Regions from separate parts of the Homo sapiens genome. Here regions 1 and 2 are each linked to region 3. A link is a contact called in ENCODE Hi-C or POLR2A ChIA-PET data. All regions are on one chromosome and are shown on one strand. Each heading gives the region's core, a stretch centred on a gene start or an enhancer-like site at or near the end of the contact. The rest is flanking DNA. Distances are from core to core; before and after follow the strand shown.

Evidence for each region. A loop is a pair of places that touch in the nucleus more often than their neighbours do. ChIA-PET counts read pairs that join two places held with the same protein, here RNA polymerase II (POLR2A). Pooled maps may share reads with other maps.
Region 1: a map of HepG2 shows a loop between it and region 3 (2.2-fold over the local background). The contact joins the promoter of G2E3 here to the promoter of COCH in region 3. A Hi-C loop is called at or near these places in 1 of 168 maps with a recorded cell type or tissue (HepG2), 2 of 37 single-sample maps with no recorded cell type and 9 of 50 pooled maps. POLR2A ChIA-PET finds 5 or more read pairs at or near these places in 2 of 52 experiments (H1 and naive thymus-derived CD8-positive, alpha-beta T cell).
Region 2: a loop to region 3 is called in a pooled map, with 2.6 times the contacts of the local background. The contact joins the enhancer-like site here to the promoter of COCH in region 3. A Hi-C loop is called at or near these places in 1 of 50 pooled maps. POLR2A ChIA-PET finds 5 or more read pairs at or near these places in 3 of 52 experiments (B cell, Caco-2 and activated T-cell).

The regions. Positions count from the first base shown.
Region 1 is chr14:30,557,849-30,560,548 of GRCh38, forward strand. It overlaps G2E3 (G2/M-phase specific E3 ubiquitin protein ligase), which reads left to right and starts at 1,310. Exons shown (of 15, transcript NM_017769.5): 1 at 1,310-1,424. All of the region lies in intron 3 of G2E3-AS1 (G2E3 antisense RNA 1), which reads right to left. RefSeq lists an enhancer at 976-1,165.
Region 2 is chr14:31,228,519-31,231,218 of GRCh38, forward strand. No RefSeq gene overlaps it. Among named protein-coding and RNA genes, the nearest start is that of HECTD1, 22 kb to the left of the region's middle. Within about 2 kb of position 1,398, at least 19 of the 41 ENCODE cell types and tissues checked have a DNase peak (open chromatin) inside an H3K27ac peak, as active enhancers do.
Region 3 is chr14:30,873,243-30,875,942 of GRCh38, forward strand. COCH (cochlin) reads left to right here and starts at 1,317. Exons shown (of 12, transcript NM_004086.3): 1 at 1,317-1,349; 2 at 1,674-1,730; 3 at 1,814-1,861. The coding sequence starts at 1,697. RefSeq lists a silencer at 879-1,398.

The DNA of each region.
Region 1 (2,700 bases), core at 60-2,559, 320 kb before region 3:
TCAGATTACCTGTAGCATAGGTTCTCAGAAATCTAGTAAACCTTTCAAACTGTATTTTTTTTTTTTTTTTTTTTTTTTTTTTGAGACAGAGCCTCGCTCTGTCGCCCAGGCTGGAGTGCAGTGGCGCAATTTCTGCTCACTGCAAGCTCCGTCTCCCGGGTTCACACCATTCTCCTGCCTCAGCCTCCCGAGTAGCTGGGACTACAGGCGCCTGCCATCACGCCCAGCTAATTTTTTGTACATTTAGTAGAGACGGGGTTTCACCATGTTAGCCAGGATGGTCTCGATCTCCTGACCTCGTGATCCACCCGCCTCGGCCTACCAAAGTGCTGGGATTACAGGCGTGAGCCACCGCGCCCGGCCCTCAAACTGTATTTTTGACAAAGGCTAAAGGTATGCTGTCATGGTTTGGTTTGTACTGATCCGTTTAGGTAATTCAATGTTATTAGATGTGAGGATGATCTGGTGGCAACATCAATCACAGCCATAAAGGTCAGAGTTATTTAGCGCCCCTCACCCCCTAGCATTTCCAGTCCTTCCTTTAGTTTCTGGAAGCTCCCAGATGTCTCTTCAGAAGCTTAAGACGTTTTGGATCAAAGACATACTGTGGTCCTCGATAAAGGAAAAGATACTGTTGTTTCAATAATCTCACGGGACAATACTTAATAATCTCGTAAAGTGAGCCCTTATCTGAGGGGGGAAATAAAATTTATTGCCTTCTAACACCATCAAATAGTTTATTTGAGACCAGGAATTGGTCCGACCACTTATTTTCAACTTTTGGCTGAATACGGGTGAACTTGGCTTTTTGTTTTCCCTAAACCCAGGACAGAAATAAATTAAAAGCCCTGACTGTGCCGGGATAGGACTGAGAGGCCCAGGAAAGGCTGCACTAAGTACTTGGAGGGTTTGTTTTTTTCCTTCTTGCTGCTGCTGCTGTTTCCTCGAGGATGAAGGGAAAGATAAAACCCTCCTGCCTCCGTTCGTGCTTTCATTCGCCCCATTCCTCGAAGGTGACGAAACTTCAGCACATCTCTGTCCATTTTGGAAAAAAGAGGATCCCCTCAAGAGCAAATAGGCGGAAACAATGACCCCGCGCCCGGAGTTTTTCTGAGCTCCTAAATAGGGAGAGAGACCCGACAAAACAAACAAGCGAAGGCGACACAGCCAGGTTAGCACCGAGCAGCAGCGCAGGAGCGCCAGAAGGGCGGGAGCACACGGGCCCTTCCCCACAGCCAGCGCCTCCGCGGGTCCCACCCCTCGAGGGCGGGGCCGACCGCTCTTTCCGGGTTTGCGAGCGGAAGTGGACGAATTTGAATCCTGTGGGCCGTTGAATGTGGCTGCTCGCGGTCGGCGTGCCCCGACGTACAGCGGGCCGGGAAAAGTGGCACTGAGGCTCTGGAACTTCTGCCCAGCTCTCCTTGGTGAGTAAATGGGGAACGGGAAGACGCAGAACGTTCCAGAGAGAGAAGCAGGACCGTGGGGTGGGAGAGGGTGTCAGGAGGCCGGACGTCGCAGCCGGGGCCTCGCAGTGCTTTTGGGGACGTCTGGTGCTGGGGCCCGGCCTGGAGACTAAGGGAATTCGGGGCACTGGGGGCGTTTGCTGGACCAGCGCTCTCGACGGTTGCGCACGCCAGCCAGCTCTCAGTGTTGAGGATTCGGAGGCCCTGCCGGTCCCCCGCGAGTAAACCTTGTTTATACGCATCCTCCGTGGCTTTTTTTAAACCCGTAGTTTATTATTTCCACCAATTCGGCTCGAATGCTGAAATTTTAACAGTAGTTAAATCTCACTGTGAAGGCGTTGCCACGTTTAAACAAATCTCTTTTAATGAAAGATGGAAGGTTGGGGCGGGTTTAGAATGAAAAGATGCTCTACGTGGCTCCGCGTTCCTCCTGAGAGAGATACCCGGGCAACCTTGATTAACTCTGGACTGCAGGGAAGTGACAGTCTTTGAAATGCCTGAGTGGGATTTAAACTGAAATTCGAGTGTCCTTTGTATTTAAAACCCGGATATTTTTCTTTCACGGTTGACATTTTTCATGTACCGCAAAAATCCGAGACTCCTATTTAAACCGGCTGTGGTAACAGCGGTGGTGATTAACTAGGGTCTTAGTTTGCAAACAATAGGGATAAGGTTTAGTTCCACCGCCCTGCCTTTTCGCCTCCCTCATTCATTGGCCAACTGGGTTATTATGGAGTCTTTTTGGAAGTAATCCACTAATGCTTTGAGCATCTGTTTCTTTGGGTTTTATTGTTTTGGGCTTTTTTTTTTTTAATTTTTAATGATGAACTATCTGAAATATGGAACTCTGTCTAACCCAGTAGTAAAGTCATGCCTTCTGGAATGGTTTAAAAGTGTGCCATAAATGTAAACTATAAATGGGAACTTTAAATGTGTACAAGTTTTACATCTTTATTAAAAATCGTCAGTTTTGTGTAGCTTAATACGAAAAGATATTTTAAGTTCCTTTTAAGGTTTTAACACCAGGATATTGTACCATTTAAATGTATAAATATATTTTTAAAAGTAGGACTTCATAATAATCAGAATAAAAACATTCCTTCATCCAGTGCTGGCTATTCCAGCACCCCCATTCTTCCTGCTATTGAACTTTTAAGTGTTAGCCAGGAAGAATAGACTTAAATACTCGGTGTTTAGGATAGTTAAAATATGAGCATTTTTCATATAGTGTCTTTGT
Region 2 (2,700 bases), core at 148-2,647, 360 kb after region 3:
GAACACTAAAGTAGTTGTTGGTGATTCATTATAGGTGAGTTTTGGCCTTTTGCTCCTGTCCAAGTTGGAAACACCTTCCACACTCAGGTTTTGTTGGTTAATAAAGTTTTGACCACAGTAATTCCTGAATATTAATGAAAAGAGTGAGTCAAAGTAGTAAATGACCTGGTTAATATGTACTGGTATGATTCAAACTTACTATACAAAGATACTCATTCTAAGGAACTTACTTTGTCCTTCTCAATCTTGAGGAAAGTTAGCTATATTGAGTGTTCTGCAATCTCACTAACCATTGCATAATTTTCCTTATGATATCCTACTTTATCAAGGGGTGGTTAGCCTTTGCCTTACTCTCTTCCAGCTTTTTAAAAACACATTCTTTGTAACCAAATAAAAATGAAATCTGTTTTATTCTTCTTTCACACTCAAAACAAGCTTTTGATATTCTTGGAGTTTTTGTTTTGTTTAGCAAAATCAACCTATGTCCTTTCATTAATGGTCTGGAATCTTATTAGCAAACAAAATTTGCAGGTGGCTTTTATGTTACTGTTAGTATCACACTGTGTACAGAGGGGACATGGAAGACACTAAAAATAACTAATCTAACCTCAGTAAATGTACTGCACTATATGGGCTGAATATTCTCACAGACTTAAAGCTCTGAGTAAGATAGTATTCATTCCTAGAACAAATGATAATTGAAATCTTTATTCTCTTCTCTTTTAGGGTTCCCCACTTCCTCTTTCCCCCTAACCTGGGCATAGCTACAGGGTTTGTGTGTGTGTGTGTGTGTGTGTGTGTGTGTAAAGAAATGACTTGTAGTCTCAAAAAACTAAGCACAGAACCTTCTTTGCATAGTGATTTCTTCTATCATATACATTCTATATTGTCACATTCATGAAATTACAACAGAATTTGTAATAATACAGCAATGGCTGTTCTCCATTTGAACTATTTTAGTCACTGAAAAAAGTGTGGTGCCTCTGTCAAAGATTTACTTATATATTACCAATGGATTAATAGAAATATATTGAATGTTGATTAATTTGTTTCTTCTAGTTCTTTAATTCTAATATTAAGTTTATTTGAAGCTACAACCCATAAGTGTCCAGCTTTTCATTTCTTTCATAAATAAAGCTGGAAGTGATTATAAGTTCATATCCTCATTTGCTTCTGATTGATGCTTCCTTATAGGCTCTTTCTCCCCACCCCTCTGCTCCTCCCCAGTGTTACACAACACTACGGAGCCAGGAACACAATGTCAACTGTCAACGTCTTTCTAAAGGCAGTGGGTGATATTTACACACGTAAGCTGCTGGCACTAACAAGGTGACTGGAGTCAAATGTAAACCACGGGTTTATCATTCCCAGTCAAATATATTGTGCAATGGGGTAGCAATAGGCACTGTGTGAAAGGTTGCCTAACAAGCCGCCAGCCTTAGGATTAGTCAGCTCCTTGCTGTGAGATGTGTGTGAGCGAGATACTGGAGGTCTCTGGTGATAGAAAAGCACGCTGGCCAATGGCAAGAACCAAAAGGAGGGGAAACTCAATTTTTTGGCAAACAATTTGAATCTTAGCAAAAGACCTTTGTTCTCTGAGGTGCAGAGGCTGAGAGGTTACTGAGAAACATCCAAGAAAAGGACGTTCTCTGTGAAAACTTCCCCTCCTATACAAAACTTTATAAACTGGTACGATTTCTGGCCATTTAAATTTATAGTGAAATCAAAACATGTTTCTGGGGAAATCTTTTTTTTCTTTTCGTAATAAAAGTTGTAATTATTATTTTTTTAAGACAGAGCCTCGATCTGTCGCCCAGGCTGGAGTGCAGTGGCACTATCTCGGCTCACTGCCACCTCCACCTCCCAGGTTCAAGTGATTCTCCTGTCTCAGCCTTCTGAGTAGCTGGGATTACAGGTGTGCACCACCACGCCCAGCTAATTTTTTTTATTTTTAGTAGAGACGGGGTTTCACCATGTTGGCAGGCTGGTCTCGAACTCCTGACCTCAAGTGATCTACCCACCTTGACCTCCCAAAGTTCTGGGAATACAGGCGTGAGCAACCGTGTCTGGCCCAAAAATTTTAATTATTAAAAACAACATAAACAGACTATAGGAAATTAGAAAAACAAAGCAAGGAGAAAAACACTCATAATCCCTTTTGCTAAAACCCAACTATATCACAGTAGCATACATTCTTATTATCTGAACTGTTTTTCATGGTTGTAATCACATGGTTATTTTTGTCATGTGATCATTTTTGGTAACTTGTAAGATTATTTCTTTCTATAGGGTGCTACCTAACAATATTTTAAATAACTGAATAATATTCCATTCACCATATGGTTGAACTAACATTCACTTTATTCCAACAAATAGGCTATTTCCATTTTATGTTTTTATTATAAATAACACTGACATAAACATAACTTGAAATACAGCTTTTCTTACGAAAAATTGTTTTAATTTAAGGTGATTTATATTAAGTATAAAGCTTGCATAAAGCATATAAGAAAAGCTTAAAGAAAAATAATAAAATGGTGAAACCTCATCTCTACTATAAATACAAAAATTAGCCAGGCATTGTGGCACACACTTGTAGTCCCAGCTACTCGGAAGGCTGAAGCACGACAATGGCTTGAACCTGGGAGGCGGAGGTTGCAGTGAGCTGAGATTGCACCACTGCACTCCAGCCTGGGCAAC
Region 3 (2,700 bases), core at 67-2,566:
GTGATGGTGGTGTATTTGTTTCTCAGTATAAAATGGCATGGGAATACTTTTCAACAATAAAAAGAAAGGAAGTACTGTTCTATAATGCCTCATGGATGAACCTCAAAAACATTCTGTGCAGTGAAGGAAGCCGCACAATGTATAATCCCATCTATAAGAAACGACCACTAAGAAAAATCTATAGAGACAGGAAATAGGTTAGTGATTGCCTAGGACTAGGAGTGGGAGAAGAGACTGACTGACAATGGCGAGGAGATCATTTTGGGGAGGATGAACCTGTTCTGAAATTGGCTTGTGGTGATGGTTGTACAGCTCTGAAAATTTACTAAACATCATTGAACTGTACACTCAAAACGGATGGATTTTATGGCATGTAAATTGTAACTAAATAAGGCTATTTGAAAAAGTTTATATTGTACCAGAAAGGTTAGCGTCTGGGCCTGGGTCTGGTTCTTCCGCTGCCATGCAGGTCGCCTGTCACTAACACTCCTCAAGAATTCTGCTCCTTCTCCATTTCCATTTGTAAAACGTTAGCAGGATGGTGCGGGGAGAAGGAGAACACATTATCAAATCTGAGATTCTGTGCAGTCACAAGACACCAAGTCTGGGAATTTCGAAAGGCAATCAGGCATAAATTCTTCCTGAGGTGAGAAAGAAGCAAAGGTACCGGCTGCTGGGGTCAGGGCTGTCTCACACGCGTGGCTCTAGGCAGGAGCACAAATTGAACCACTGGGGAAAGTAGGACTCCAGCAGAAACGAAGGCGCAAGGCCGAATCCCTAAGGTCCAACGAGCTAGCAGTCAGTTGACAGGGTTTCTAACAAAAACGCGGCATGCGTTTACCAAACCTAGGGTGGTTTTATTTCAGAAGTAGGAACTCTTTCCACGAGAGCACCAAGTTGAGAAGTTCGGTTCTCAGGCCGCGTGGACCTGACAGCTCTCAGAAGCTCCAGGCCTCGCTGGGTGGGGCGGGTAGCGGCCGCCGCTGCCTCAGCAGCCCTGGTCCCGGCAGAGCAGGGCTGGCGAGGCCGCTGCTGCCGCCGTCGGGGCCGCCGGCCCTCCACACTCGTTGAGACGCCGGCACGGGGACCTTCGTGCCCCTCTAGGGACTGGCGCCGCGTCCAGGTGGCCGAGCCTGCGCTGCTGGAGGAGGCGCCTCCGCGCCGGCCTCACCCCGGGGCCGGCAGGGGGCGAAGGCGGAGCTGGAAGTCGCCGCCGGGCCCCGGGGGACCGGCTCCCGCGCTTCCTCCCGCGCCCCCCGCACAGTGCTCATGCGCACGGCCCAGCCTTTATAGCGGCCGCGGGGGCCTTGCCTTCCGCACTCGGGCGCAGCCGGGTGGATCTCGAGCAGGTGCGGAGCCCCGGGCGGCGGGCGCGGGTGCGAGGGATCCCTGACGCCTCTGTCCCTGTTTCTTTGTCGCTCCCAGCCTGTCTGTCGTCGTTTTGGCGCCCCCGCCTCCCCGCGGTGCGGGGTTGCACACCGATCCTGGGCTTCGCTCGATTTGCCGCCGAGGCGCCTCCCAGACCTAGAGGGGCGCTGGCCTGGAGCAGCGGGTCGTCTGTGTCCTCTCTCCTCTGCGCCGCGCCCGGGGATCCGAAGGGTGCGGGGCTCTGAGGAGGTGACGCGCGGGGCCTCCCGCACCCTGGCCTTGCCCGCATTCTCCCTCTCTCCCAGGTGTGAGCAGCCTATCAGTCACCATGTCCGCAGCCTGGATCCCGGCTCTCGGCCTCGGTGGGTGCGCGCCCCTCACGACCCCGGCCCCTTGCTCCGCTGGGTGGAGGCTGGAGCCAGCCCTCACGCTTCTCTCTTCGCAGGTGTGTGTCTGCTGCTGCTGCCGGGGCCCGCGGGCAGCGAGGGAGCCGGTGAGTGGGGGAGCTGGGGTGCGTCCAGGCGGTCGCAGGGGCTGAGCACCAGCGGGTACAAGCGGGACTCAGATCCAGCCCCTTGGGCTTCAGCCCTACCGCCTGAGGAGGAAGGCGCGAAGGTTGAGCCGCCGCGTGGCGCGCCCGCGTTAACCCCTGCAGCCGATCTGCTCCTGCTCACCTGTTTCTCCCATGGTAGGGGGCCCCTGGGGTCCAGTGGGGGGACGTTCTCCAAGAGCACTAGGAAGAAGGCCTCCTCCAGGCCCACCCACAGCCCCAGACCCCGGGCCCGCTGAGCGCCGGCAGCAGGAGGTCGAGGAAGGAGGACTCCTTGAGCCTCACCGAGGAGCGCACCAGTCCTGGGCTCTGCTGCGTTTGGGGGTGGAGGAGAAGCCGCCCAGACCCGACTTCAGGTTGCCGTAGCCGAGAGAGAGGGAGGCGAACGTCGCTGTCCCACCTTGTTTGACTCGCTAGCTATGTTTCTAGGTGTAACCCCTATAATCAGAAGCACTCGCGGTCTCACTCTACACGCTAGAGAGTTTAAAAAGTTTGTACCACGTGTAGAGGTCCGGGTATGGGTGTGTGGTTTGGTGTATTTTCCAGTGTAAAAGGCAACGCTTTCCTAAGAGCTACCGTTTGTTTTCCTTGAAAGTAGGAATGAGGGTTAAGTATCCCTCATGGCTGTATTTCTCCCGCTCTACTTAACAAAAGTCAGTGTTCGCAACTAAAGGCGGTCGGTCTTGGCACCGGATTCCGATGCCGCCCCCATCTCAGCGGAAAATGGGAGGAAGGATTAAGGCTGTTTGATGATAGGTATGAGGCTGTTTAGGGGTAAGGAT